Linked DNA regions of Homo sapiens: region 1 is linked to region 2. A link is a loop called in an ENCODE intact Hi-C map of the cell type or tissue named here. Cell type or tissue: CD4-positive, alpha-beta T cell. All regions are shown on one strand. Links, peaks and the distances in the headings refer to the core of each region. The heading gives the core; the rest is flanking DNA.

What was found. A loop is a pair of places that touch in the nucleus more often than their neighbours do. Peaks named below come from ENCODE experiments on the same cell type or tissue, not always from the same donor. Only the 100,000 strongest peaks of a DNase experiment are listed, where the experiment ranks them.
Region 1: it touches region 2 in a loop (5-fold over the local background); 5 of 110 quality-filtered maps call a loop at or near these places.

Annotation. Positions count from the first base shown.
Region 1 is chr3:179,353,231-179,356,146 of GRCh38, forward strand. The region is part of intron 3 of MFN1 (mitofusin 1); the gene reads left to right. Among named protein-coding and RNA genes, the nearest start is that of MFN1, 7.0 kb to the left of the region's middle. In CD4-positive, alpha-beta T cell, for the core only: no CTCF peak of the experiment used is centred there; no DNase peak of the experiment used is centred there.
Region 2 is chr3:180,600,437-180,603,352 of GRCh38, forward strand. It overlaps TTC14 (tetratricopeptide repeat domain 14), which reads left to right and starts at 1,727. Exons shown (of 12, transcript NM_133462.4): 1 at 1,727-1,986; 2 at 2,455-2,579; 3 at 2,688-2,887. The coding sequence starts at 1,826. TTC14-DT (TTC14 divergent transcript) reads right to left here and starts at 1,677. Exons shown (of 3, transcript NR_183700.1): 1 at 1,467-1,677. RefSeq lists an enhancer at 1,518-1,807. In CD4-positive, alpha-beta T cell, for the core only: no CTCF peak of the experiment used is centred there; DNase peaks (open chromatin) are centred at 1,675 and 2,025; H3K4me3 peaks cover 1,798 bases; H3K27ac peaks cover 1,519 bases.

The DNA.
Region 1 (2,916 bases), core at 309-2,808, 1.2 Mb before region 2:
TTTTTTTTGTATTTTAGTAGAGATGGGGTTTCACCATGTTGCCCAGGCTGGTCTCGAACTACTGAGCCCAGGCAATCCGCCCACCTCGACCTCCCAAAGTGCTGGGATTACAGGCGTGAGCCACCGCGCCTGGCCCCAGCATAATTTTTATATTTTTATTAGAGATAGGGTTTCACCATGTTGGCCAGGCTGGTCTCAAACTCCTGACCTCAAGTGAACCACTCACCTCGGCCTCCCAAAGTGCTGGGATTACAGGCGTGAGCCACTGTACCTGGCTAATTTAGAGGTGATTTTCTTTAGTGTCTTTCTTAAGTTTGACAATTATCTGGATTATGGCGGGGAGAAAAAGGCAGTGATCAGGTACGTCTTCCAAAATTTTCAACTCCATCATTCCTAGAGGGAGAGTAGGAGGCGTACATTGGTGTAACAGTCCAGAGTGATAGGGTGATCTCTGCCACAGCTTATATGCAAAGACAAATGACTAGCTCCATAACTGGTTATTCAGCTATCTGTGCTGTGTACCAACAGAGGCATTTATTTACTAAATAACTTCATAGGCCTTCTAAGCTATTTTCCCATCGTAGGGCTTTTGCCCTTGCAATTCCCTTTGCCTACAACTCACCTTTCCTTGTTGTAGCTACGTCTAGTGCCTTCTCATTCTTCATATTTCATCCTAAATGTTACTACCTTGGACACCTTCTCTGACCACCCTATCTAAATTATTCCTTCTCAGTTATTTTCTGTTAAAGCATCCTCTTAATGTCTTTCAACACTTTTCACAAAGCTCTTATTTTATGTTTTTATTTTCTGCTTCTCCCATTTGACCATATTCTCAGGGCCTTACACAGAGTCTGGCATGAGACAGCTCCATTTAAAAAGATCCTACTTCAGATTAGGGTGGAGTAGGAAGGAAGAGCCTCCTGGGAAGGTGATGACTCAACTGTCCTACTGAGAATGAGAAATAGGTATAGCTTTGGATGTGAAAAAGGTCCAAAAGCTCATTTCTTGCAGAAAGCCATAAATAGAAAGGGGTAGGGAGACCACAGTGTGTTTGGAGAACTCAAGTAGTTGAATTTAAGGTGTTACGAAACAATAGCAAAAGAAGAGACTTTGTAAGCAAAAGTCAGATTGTAAAAGACCTTGTATTAATATATCATGGTAAGGCGTTCTGCATTCTTTTATTTTGGAAAATAGTCCTGAGAGGATTGGATGTTACAATTATAACCTTAGATATAATGGGGAGAATGAATTGAATGAGAACAGGGGTAGGAGGCAGTTGTGATAATGTTACCAGAAAGGGGCCCCACTCCTAACCCCAAGAGAGGGTTCTTGGACCTTGCGCAAGAAGGAATTCCGGATGGGTCCATAAAGTGAAAGCAAGTTTATTAAGAAAATAAAGGAATAAAGAATGGCTGCTGCATAGGCAGATCAGTCCCGAGAACTGCTGCTTTGGTATTTTTATGGTTATTTCTTGATTGTATGCCAAACAAAGGGTGGATTATTCATGAGTTTTCCAGGTAACGGGTAGGCAATTCCCAGAACTGAGGGTTGGTACCTGTCCCCCACTTTTTCTTTTTTTGGGAGACAGAATTTCACTCTTGTCACCCAGGCTGGAGCGCAGTGGCGTGATCTTGGCTCACTGCAACCTCTGCCTCCCGGCTTCAAGCGATTCTCCTGCCTCAGCCTCCCTATAGTAGCTGGGATTACAGGAGTGCACCACCACACCCAGCTAATTTTTGTATTATTTGTAGAGATGGGATTTCACCATGTTGGCCAGCCTGGTCTCGAACTCCTGACCTCAGGCCATCCACCCACCTCGGCCTCCCAAAGTGCTGGGATTACAGGTGTGAGCCCCCGTGCCCAGCTGGTACCTCCCCTTTTTAGCCCATATATGCATCCATTCTGGATGTTGCCATGGCATCTAAACTGTATGTATTATATACATATAATATATATATTACAATGAGCAGTGAGGACGACCAGAGGTCACTTTCATCGCCATCTTGGTTTTGGTGGGATTTGGCCACTTCTTTTATCAGCAAGGTCTTTGTGACCTGTATATTGTGCCAACCTCCTATCTCATTCTGTGACTTAAAATGCCTCATCTCCTGGGAATGCAGCCCAGTAGGTCTCATCCTCATTTTAACCAGCCCCTGTTCAAGATGGAGTTGCTCTGCTTCAAACACCTCTGACAGTAGTATAGGCAGGAAATTGTGTGTGTTTAATACAACTATATATATTCAAGTATAGTTACCAAAAAGGCAGTTGGAAATATGAGACTTGGACTAGGGAGAATTCTAGGAAATTTAGGAATTATTGGCTTATGTTGGTGATTGAGATCACAGGAGTTGATGAGATGATCCAGGGAGAGTGTGTAATGAAAAACAATGACAGCACTGGGGAGAGGAAGAGGGACTATCCATGGAAATGCCAGCCAGGGGCCAGGCGTGGTGGCTCACACCTATAATCCCAGCACTTTGGGAGGCCGAGGCAGGTGGATCACCTGAGGTCAGGAGTTTGAGACCAGGCTGGCCAACATGGTGAATCCCTGTCTCTACCAAAAATAGAAAAATTAACTGGGTGTGGTGGTGCACTCCTGTAATCCCAGCTACTTGGGAGGCCTTGGCAGGAGAATCACTTGAACTCAGGAGGTGCAGGTTGCAGTGAGCTTACATCGCACCACTGCACTCCAGCCTGGGCCACAGAAGGAGACTCCATCTCAAACAAGAAAAAAAAATGCCAGCCAGGTAAAAGGAAAATTAGAAAGCATTGGTATGGTATAAAAAGAAATATATTTGATCTTTGTCCCATTCTTGTCACAGAGCTTCTAAAACCATAGGAATTCCCTGAGTGATTGGAGTATCTTGTTTTCATAATGAGCCCTTTTTAATGACAACTGAATTTATGCTAATGAGT
Region 2 (2,916 bases), core at 276-2,775:
AATAATTTTTAGTGGTCAGCTTTCCTTTTCAGTGACAGCACTCTTTCCTAAAAACAACCATTCTCTAGAGTTATGGCTTAAAACAAGTCAGTCTGTACCATTTATTAAAGTTGATATGCCTATAGAAGCTTGAAATTTATTTATTTATTTATTTATTGAGACGGAGTCTCCCTCCGGCGCCCAAGCTGGACTGCCGTGGCGCGATCTCAGTTCATTACAACCCCCGCCTCCGGAGTTCAAGAGATTCTCGTGCCTCAGCCTCCCGAGTAGCTGGGACTACAGGCATGAGCCACCACGCTCGGCTAATTTTTGTATTTTTAGTAGAGACGGGGTTAGGCCATGGTGGCCAAGCTGGTCTCTGAACTCCTGACCTCAAGTGATCCACCCTCGGCCTCCCAAAGTACTGGGATTACAGGTGTGAGCCACCGTGCCTAACCCAAATTTATCTTTTACAGTTGCATTCTTGTTTGTTGCATTTTCTCAAGTCTCAAACTGTTTACCTATTTGCCTGGGTTTTCCACAAAACAGTGTGGCAGTATCGATTATGTTCTGGGCTAGATCTCCTATACAAAAGTGGTAACACAGTGAAAGGCAAGTTGATTTCCTCAAAGACACATGGTGGGAAGTGGAGAGACTAACTGTCACCGTTTATTTCTGTTCAAGAGGACTATACTGAACTATTTACACTGAACATATTTAAATGGTACAAATTTTATACTGGAATAAAACGAAGCTACATGATCTCAAAATTAGGGTTAGTTAGACCTTCCATATGATAAAATACTCAATCCAGCAACTCTGCCTGAGAAGACCAATTAATACTTCGTTTGGAATCCTAACTCTAGCCTCTTACTAGCTGTGTGCCATTGAGCAATTTACTGGGACTCTCTGAGCATGTTTCCTCGTTTTCTAAAATGAAAAAGTACAATAGCTACCATAGTGGTTAGGTTCTCAAGTCAGTAAGTAAGGGGATGGGGGACCTAAGTTGAAATTCCCTTTGAAAATCACTTGAATTGTCCATAAGAACAGTATATTGACTTTTGCGTACATACCACTATACAGTAAGTCCCACAGACACTAAATTTTGAGCAACCATTGAGATAAACTAAATAAGAAATGCATGTGTTCATTAGTTATTGTAAAACTTGAATGGCATATGCACGTGTGGAGACATTAAAGCCATCCTGGTTTTAGAATTCACAATCACTAACAGTAAATGGGGTATGGATGGAGAACACCACTCCAGGTGCTTAACAAATGTCCGTGTCCTTCCTTTCTTCTGCCCTTAAAACCACCTGGAAACCTTCCCGGAGCAGCCGGTTGAATGGGGTTACGCCAGAGACACAGGTATTGATTTACGCAGAGAGTACGTCGAGGGAAGAAGCTTGGAGACTCGTATAGGGTTCTTACCCTGGCACTGGCACTTAGAAGCACCTTGATGAATACGAAAAGGAATTATTATTTACCCTAGGTTACAGCTCGAGCTATTTCGACGTAATAACGATCCCACGTACACTTTAAAAAGCAAACTTCTCACATACATCACTTCCTGGAAGCCCTAGTCAGCCTTTAGCCCAAGCAATGCTGAGCCCAATCCTTCGGCCTTCCGTAGTCTCGCTCGGTTTCGCGAGATCGAGGCTGAGCTCCGCCGCGCCGCCGTGGGGGCGACCCCAGAACACTTCCGGGTGTAACTGGTTGTGCTGTCTGTGTACTTCCGGCAGCCTCCAGACAGTTTCTTCCGCTTCCTGTACCACCCGGCTCAAGTAGCGGACACGGAACAGGGAACTATCAGCCCGTCGGCCTCCGGGCCCTGCATTCTCTAGCCATGGACCGGGACCTTTTGCGGCAGTCGCTAAATTGCCACGGGTCGTCTTTGCTCTCTCTACTTCGGAGCGAACAGCAGGACAATCCACACTTCCGTAGCCTCCTGGGGTCGGCCGCCGAGCCAGCCCGGGGCCCGCCGCCCCAGCACCCGTTGCAGGGCAGGTAATGAGACGTTGGTGCCACTGCGCCACGGAAGAGGGGACGCAGCTCTGGCAGCCACTACCGCAGCCCCGGGTTTGCGTCTAGAGGAAGTGGAGCCGCGGCCGTGAGCACAGGACGATCGCGCGCTGGTGTCTTGGGCTGGGTGGACGGGGGGCGCTCCTGGGTTGTGCAATGCGGGATGCGGGCTGAACTTTTTCTCTGGCACTGCTTGGTAGAGGCGCAGATTCCTTAGCTAAAAATCCCTTGAGCTTTCCTATCTGAGTTGGAGGCGTCACTTTTTAAGTTTCCCCGCTCTCCACCTCCAGGTTGGTTAATGAGGGAATGCCTAGTTAAAACTTTTTGTCTGAGGTTGTATTGTCTGCAGCTTAGGATGGAGCGGAATGGGCGATGAAAGCCATAAGCAGAAGGTTAGAAGTAAAGAGGCTTTGCAGATAACCCAATTTTCATATATATTTTTTTCTTTTTAAGAAAAGAGAAGAGAGTTGACAACATCGAGATACAGAAATTCATCTCCAAAAAAGCGGATCTGCTTTTTGCACTTTCCTGGAAATCAGATGCACCTGCAACTTCTGAAATTAATGAAGACAGTGAAGGTCAGTTTAGCCTTAAAATCTTTAAGATTGCGGTTCGGTTTAACAGTACTTCAGGTGAAACGGAACTCAAAACTATCGTTAGTGATTTTGTTAATTTTTTTTTTTTAGATCATTATGCAATCATGCCACCTTTAGAGCAATTCATGGAGATACCTAGTATGGATCGGAGAGAGCTGTTTTTCCGAGATATTGAGCGTGGTGATATAGTGATTGGAAGAATTAGTTCTATTCGGGAATTCGGTTTTTTCATGGTGTTGATCTGTTTAGGAAGTGGTATCATGAGAGATATAGCCCACTTAGAAATCACAGTAAGTTATTTTTGTTACTTGGATTGCTT